Regions from separate parts of the Homo sapiens genome. Here region 1 is linked to region 2. Evidence: chromatin contacts called from ENCODE POLR2A ChIA-PET data. All regions are on one chromosome and are shown on one strand. Each heading gives the region's core, a stretch centred on a gene start or an enhancer-like site at or near the end of the contact. The rest is flanking DNA. Distances are from core to core; before and after follow the strand shown.

Region 1 (3,588 bases), core at 162-2,661, 52 kb after region 2:
GTGTTGGGTTTGGCCTGCATGGTGCTTTTGCTGCAAGTTAAAATGAGTTGCCAACTATGAAAAATCAGAATGTCGTACACAAACATCCAGATTCCCGGCTTCTCTTGGGAAATGGGAAGATGCAGGGACTCGGGTTCATAGTCCTGGGTGCTGGGGCTGGGGAGTGGCTGTCCCCTCTAGACAGGACATGACCACAGTTGTCTCCTGCCAGTTTCACTTTTATGTCCCTGCCCGATCTTGTAGGCAGTTGAGTTTGCAATCCCTGCTCTGGGCTTTAACAATCAGTTACCCCTTGGCAAGATGGGACAGTGAGGCTCAGAAGAGGCAAGTGACAATGGTCATTGCACAGCGAGCTGGAACTCAGGTCACAATCATTCAACAGGTCTTTATTGAGCTCCCACTGTGTACTAAGCCCTGGAGACAAAGACCACAACAGATATAGTTCTTGCCTTCTGGGGGGTGACAGTCTGTTGTTCCACAGGCATACCATCCACCCTTATTGCTGGAGGCAATAGGATCTGTTAGAGACAGGTCCTTTATGATCCCTCAGAGTAGGTGGAAGCAGATTCCCCATAGCTTCTGGGCCCCATCCAGGCCAGAGAATGGACTCTGAAAGGTGCAAGGGGAGTGGAAGCAGCCATCTTGGAAGGAAGCTCTTGGCAAGTGTTCTTACTAGAGGGGGATGTCCCTAATCTCCTACCTGGGCTCCCAGAGAGCAGGAAGGATGAGCAAGGTGGGCTCAGAGGGGTCGCAGGTGGGGGTGGTGGGGGACAGGAGGGGAACAGAGAAGGCACAGTGGCATCAGCTAGACAGAGCATGGGGACTTTCCCATCCTGGTTGAACCAAGGGTGAATCAATTAGGTCCTTCTAAGACAAGAAGTGGAGGGCAAGATGCTGAAATACCCAAGCTGCCCACCTACTAGTCCAGGAGAAAGGGCTTTGCTCAGCCAGTCTGGGAGGAAGTGTTTGTCCTCTTGCCTCCCACTCCACTGCACCACCCCTGGCCCGGAGGAGAAAGTGCAGCCTGGAACCTCTGTCCCCAGTGCCTCAATGCTGGACCCAGCTTGGGCCATTGCAGACCAGCTGGCCTTCCAGGAGCCACATCTGAAGAGCATCAAGCAGCCCACATGCTCCGTGGCCAGCTCCCCACTGACGCGGGGGGATGAATAACAGTCCCAGCCATCATGTGCATTTGCTAAAAATAAACTGACATACTTTTTGCATTGGGAAACAATGTGGATTCCAAACATTCTCAAAGGGCAGAGAGGGGAAAAAAGGAAGAATGGAAATCAAGTTTTCGAGCTTAGCAATTAATTAGTGCCTGTAAACAAATGACTCATGATCTTTCCTGACTATTTTTCTTTCCATTTTGCGTGGATTTTCGCAGGGACTCAGGGAAGAATGCCAAATGAGCCAAGCTGATAGGCAAGACAGGACCCAGATGGGACTGTCTTGAGGGGGCGTTGTCCAGTTGGAGAGTGTGAGGAAGAGCATCAGGTGGAAGAACAACATGTGCGATGGCTATGAGGACTAAAAGATCTTGGCATGTCCAAGGAACACTGAGGAGGCCCATGTGGCTGGAGTAGAATGGGTGAAGGGGTGAGGTCAGATAGATCCACGGGACTTGGAACATACAGACCCTTAGTGGTGTATTAAGGCATTTATATTTGATCTAGAAGACAGTGGGAGCCATGAGAGGGTTTTAAACCAGGAAAGAACATCATCTGATTTATATAATGGTGTCATGTAAAAAACAGATGATCAGGCCAGACACAGTGGCTCACACTTGTAATCCCAGCATTTTGGGAAGCCGAGGTGGGTGGATCACCTGGGTCATGAGTTCAAGACCAGCCTGGCCAACATAGCGAAACCCTGTCTCTACTAAAAATACAAAAATTAGCTGGGCATGGTGGCAGGCACCTGTAATCCCAGCTACTCAGGAGGCTGAGGCAGGAGAATCACTTGCACCCCGGAGGTGGAGGTTGCAGTGAGTGGAGATCGTGCCATTGCACTCCAGCCTGGGCAACAGAACAAGATTCTGTCTCAAAAAAAAAAAAATCAGAAAAATATATTCTACATGTTCTCTGTTGTTTAGATGCTTCTGATACTTAGATTTCCTCAACAAATGATTATCTAATTGTTATGTTTCTTAGGGGTTTACACATGTAATGTTTGTTTCCTCTCCTTAGAACATCAGCCCTATGATAACAGGGACCTTGTCGGTCTTGTTTACTTCTGTGTCCTCAGTGCCTAGACCACTGCTTTGCACACAGTAGGAGCTCAGCAAGGGCTTTTCAAGAGAATGAACACTCTGTGCAATGTCAGAGGCCTCATTCCACCTTACAGGGCAGGGAGGTCTTCCAAGGCCAGTCTGGATGGTCCCCAGGAGAGGCAGGTTTTATTTAGTTCAAAATAAGAAGAAGTTTTATGGCTGGAACATCGATTCTGCAAGGAATTGAACCCCCTGGTAATGGGGTCATTCCAGCTGGGCCCATGCTATCAGTCCCACAATGGCCCTCTCTGATTTAAGACAGTCTCTGTGCTGCTCATAGAGTCCACTCAAAGATCTATGAGGTTGGCATGTGGCTATGCCCATTGTGCAGACAGAGAAACTGAGGCCAGGGAGTGGTGACATGCTCAAGGTCACATGGTTACAAGTGGAAGAGCCTGGCTTGGAATCCAGGTCTGACTATAAAGTCTGTGTTTTTAACTCCTTCTCTGAGCCATTGACATGGGTTCCAATGCCTGCTCCACCACTTAGATGCCGTGTGACCTGGGGCAAGTCACTTTGCTTTCTGAGCCTCAGTGTTTTGCTCCATTTAATGGGAATGCGGCCCCTTGCCTCTCAGGGCTGCTGGGGGTGGCAGGGAGGTCTGAGCCGGCACACAGATGTTCGAATCACGTGCATCCCTCTTCCCTGCCAAGCTCCTTCCTGGGTCCTTCTGCCACTGGCCCCCGTCCTGGGCTGCCGACCCCGCCTTAGGCCAGAAGCTCCTTGGAGTCCACCCTCCAGTTCTCCCCCCGCCCACTGGGTGTTGAGTCACTCATGCCATGAGCTTCTTGCCCTCTGCCTGTGTTTTCTTCCTCCTTTTCTTGGTAAAACCACTGCCTTTTCTGATTGCTAAAGCTCCTCCTAGGGAGCAGGTGGGTGGCAGGGGAGACCCCACCATCCCACAGAACCGTCTCCACCGCTTCCCCATCCCTCCCACTCTCACCACGCCAGGCTGAGGTCACTGAGCACGAGGCCTGGATGGCAGACATGGTCAAGGTTGGGGGTTTAATTAATCATCAGGGAGCAGGCAGGGCTCTGGCTGGTCCAGGGCCCCTTGTCTGGGTATAGGCTGGTGGGTAGACTAGGGGAGGTCAAAGTAAATATTCTGGGAATGACGTTGCTTGCAGCCCATGGCAAACACAAACATGGAAAAGCCTATGGGGATGTGCAGTAATGGGGATGGGGTGGCAGAGGCGGGGATGGGGTGGCAGAGACAGGGATGAGTCTTGAGAGGCTTCATGGAGGAGGTGTGTCTGGAGCCAGGTTTGTAGATGGGAGATGAAGGACATGGGTGCTGGGGCCAGCTACCCTGGGCT
Region 2 (3,440 bases), core at 168-2,667:
ACAGGCTGAATGATGACCTCCTCCAAATAATTATGTTGAGATTCTAACCCCCAGTACCTCAGAATGTTACTGTATTTGGAAATAAGGCCTTTAAAGGGGTAATTAAGTGGCCAGGCACAGCGGCTCACGCCTGTAATCCCAGCACTTTGGGAGGTGGAGGTGGGCAGATTACTTGAGGTCAGGAATTCGAGACCAGCCTGGCCAACATGGTGAAACCCTATCTCTAGGAAAAATACAAAAATTAGCTGGGCATGGTGGTGAACATCTGTAATCCTAGCTACCCGGCAGGCTGAGGCAGGAGAATTGCTGGAAGCCGGGAGGCGGGAGTTGCAGTGAGCCGAGATCCCGCCACTGCACTCCAGCCTGGGTCACAGAGTGAAGCTCCCTCTTGAAAAAAAAAAAAAGGTAATTAAGTAAAAATGAGGTCATTAGGGTGGACCCTAATCCAATATAATCGTTGTCTTCATAGGAAGAGGAAATGTGGACACAGACACAAACAGAGGGAGGGCCATGTGAGCCCAGAGCAAGAAGGCGGCCATCTACAAGCCCCGGAGCGAGGCTGCGGGAGAAGCCAGCCCCGCTCACACCTTGACAACAATCTCTGTTGATTAAACCACACAGTCTGCAGTCCTCTATTACGGTGAGCCCTGCCAGCTGAGATGGGGTTGACGTGGGAATACAGCTGGGCACACAGGAGGCCCTCAGTGGAGGCTGGTTTCTTTGGCCCAGTGCCACATGGAGCCCGTCCACTGGCTGAGCTGGGGGCCTGATTGTGGCCACTCAACGTCTCTGTAAAGCTCAGGGTCTGCCTTGAGATCCTGCACTTACCACGGAGTGGCCCTGCCTTGGGGACCCATCTCACCTCACTTCTGCCCTCCTTTCTGGTTCATGACTCAGCCATCCACTAACCTCCCGTGGTAGCACTGTGGCCACTCTGTAAACGACAGCACCACTGGTGTCTCATTGGGGGCCAGTCTGGAAGAGGGAGACCACCCTAGGCATTTCAGACAGAAGGGATGGAATACAGGCATTGCTTACACAGAGGACGGACGAGCCGAGATGCAGAAAGGCCAGGTGAAGCATTGGCCACAGCTGGAGGCGCTCCACCCTAGGCCAGCGGGACAGAAGGAAGCTGGGTCCGAGAAGCCAGGGCTTGGAGCCACAGTGGGGGCTGCCTGGTAGGAGTTGACCAGGGAGGGAGGGTCTGTCGGGCGGGGGCGGGGGCTCTTTGCCTTCCGATCCAAGCTCCGCCCTCTGCAGCTCTGCTCTGTGTATCCCAGAGCTGACCCTGCGGCGCCTTTCCCAGGCTCGCGTCCGGTGAGTTCCTATTGGCCAACGGGAGGCCCCGGTCGGGGAGCGCCCCGGGACAGGCCCCTGTGCCTCCCGCTTTGCGGAGTGACGCAGGCCCTGGGCTACAGCAACCTTACCAGCCCCTCCAGCTTAGAGGTGGCAGTGGCTCTCTGCGGCTGCGATTTCTTTCTCGGAGCGTCCTCCCCATCCCGTTCGGCCTCTGCCTCCACCGTCGTCTCTGTAACCCGTTCCCTGTGGGAGAGTCTCTGTTGCGGTGTTCAGGGGTTTCGGTTTTCTGGCTGAACAGTGATTAACGCGAGGGAAGGCGCTGACGGCAAGGTGGCAGGTGACCAGCCCAGCAGGCCGCCCAGCCCTTCCCTTCCTACAGACAGAAGCACTGAGGCCTGCAGAGGGGACAGGCAGGTGGGCGTGGGGGATCGGGGGCAGCCCTGGAGTCAGACAGGCCTTGTTTTGTCCCAGGAAGAACATTCCAACACAGACCACAACACCTATGGACCTGGAAAACATTGTGCTCAGTGAAAGAAGCCAGACACAGAAGGACAATGTTGTATGAGGTACCTGGGATGGGCAGATTCTGAGAGATGGAAAATAGAATAGAGATTACCTGGAGAGAGGGGGGAATTGTTGAATGAGGACAGAGTTTGTGTTGGGGATGATGGAAAAGTTTTGGATACAGAGAGTTATGACGAGTATACAGCATTGTGAATTTTTTTTCTTTTCTTTGTTTTTTGTGACAAGGTCTTATTCTGTTGCCCAGGCTGGACTGCAGTGGTGCAATCCTAGCTCACTGCAGCTTCGACCTCCCGTGCTCAAGTGATTTTCCCACCTCAGCCTCCCGAGTAGCTGGGACTACAGGTGCGTGCCACCACGCCTGGCTGATTTTTCTTGTATTTTTTTGTAGAGATGGGGGTATCGCTATGTTGCCCAGGCTGGTCTTGAACACTTGGGCTCAAGTAATTCTCCCGCCTTGGCCTCCCAAAGTGCTGGGATTACAGGTGTGAGCCACTGTGCCTAGTGTGAATGCATTTAATGCCACTGAATTGTACACTTAATAATGGTGAAAAATATAAATATTCTGTTAAATATTTTACCACAATAAAAAAATGTGTGACAGTTGTCAGAATCAAAATGGTGTCACTAATGTTTTTTTTTTTTTTTTTTTTTTTTTTTTTGAGATGGAGTCTCGCTCTGTTGCCCAGGAGGGAGTGCAGTGGTGCGATCTCGGCTCACTGCAAGCTCCGCCTCCCAGCTTCACACCATTCTCCTGCCTCAGCCTCTTGGAGTAGCTGGGACTGCAGGCACCCGCCACCACGCCCAGCTAATTTTTTGCATTTTTAGTAGAGACGGGGTTTCATCGTGGTCTCGATCTCCTGACCTCGTAATCCGCCCTCCTCAGCCTCCCAAAGTGCTGGGATTACAAACGTGAGCCACCGCGCCTGGCCTGGTGTCACTAATGTTAAGAAAACCTTCACAAATAGAGGCAGACCATGAAGAGAGGGGTCTCATTCTTATATGCCTGATAAAGAAAGACTTTAAGAACTACAACCCTTGGCGGGGTGCAGTGGCTCATGTTTGTAATCCCAGCACTTTGGGAAGCTGAGGCAGGTGGAATACCTGGGGTCATGAGTTCGAGACCAGCCTGGCCAAAATGGTGTAACACTGTCTCTATTAAAAATACAAAAAAAATTAGCCAGGCGTGGTGGCAGGCGCCTGTAATCCCAGCTACTCAGGAGACTGAGTCAGGAGAATCGCTTGAACCTGGGAGGTGAAGGTTGCAGTGAGCAGAGATAGCACCACTGCATTCCAGCCTGGGCAACAGAGTGAGACTCTGTCTCAAAAAATTAAAAAAAAAAAAAAAAAAGAAGCCGGGTGCGGTGGCTCACGCCTGTAATCCCAGCACTTTGGGAGGCCAAGGTGGATGGATCACATGAGGTTGAGAGTTTGAGACCAGCCTGACCAACATGGAGAAACCCCGCCTCTACTAAAAATACAAAATTAGCCAGGTGTGGTGGTGCATGCCTGTAATCCCAGCTACTCGGGAGGCTGAGACAGGAGAATCGCTTGAACCCGGGAGATGGAGGTTGCGATGAGCTGATAGTGTCATTGCACTCCAGCCCAGGCAACAAGAG

What was found. ChIA-PET counts read pairs that join two places held with the same protein, here RNA polymerase II (POLR2A).
Region 1: POLR2A ChIA-PET joins it to region 2 with 10 read pairs in BJ. The contact joins the enhancer-like site here to the promoter of LINC01273 in region 2. POLR2A ChIA-PET finds 5 or more read pairs at or near these places in 5 of 52 experiments (BJ, GM12878, HepG2 and 2 more).

The regions. Positions count from the first base shown.
Region 1 is chr20:50,223,625-50,227,212 of GRCh38, forward strand. No RefSeq gene overlaps it. Among named protein-coding and RNA genes, the nearest start is that of CEBPB-AS1, 33 kb to the left of the region's middle. RefSeq lists enhancers at 573-1,073, 1,074-1,574, 2,928-3,222. Within about 2 kb of position 1,412, at least 23 of the 41 ENCODE cell types and tissues checked have a DNase peak (open chromatin) inside an H3K27ac peak, as active enhancers do.
Region 2 is chr20:50,171,153-50,174,592 of GRCh38, forward strand. It overlaps LINC01273 (long intergenic non-protein coding RNA 1273), which reads left to right and starts at 1,418. Exons shown (of 3, transcript NR_109943.1): 1 at 1,418-1,636; 2 at 1,771-1,865. RefSeq lists an enhancer at 1,116-1,617.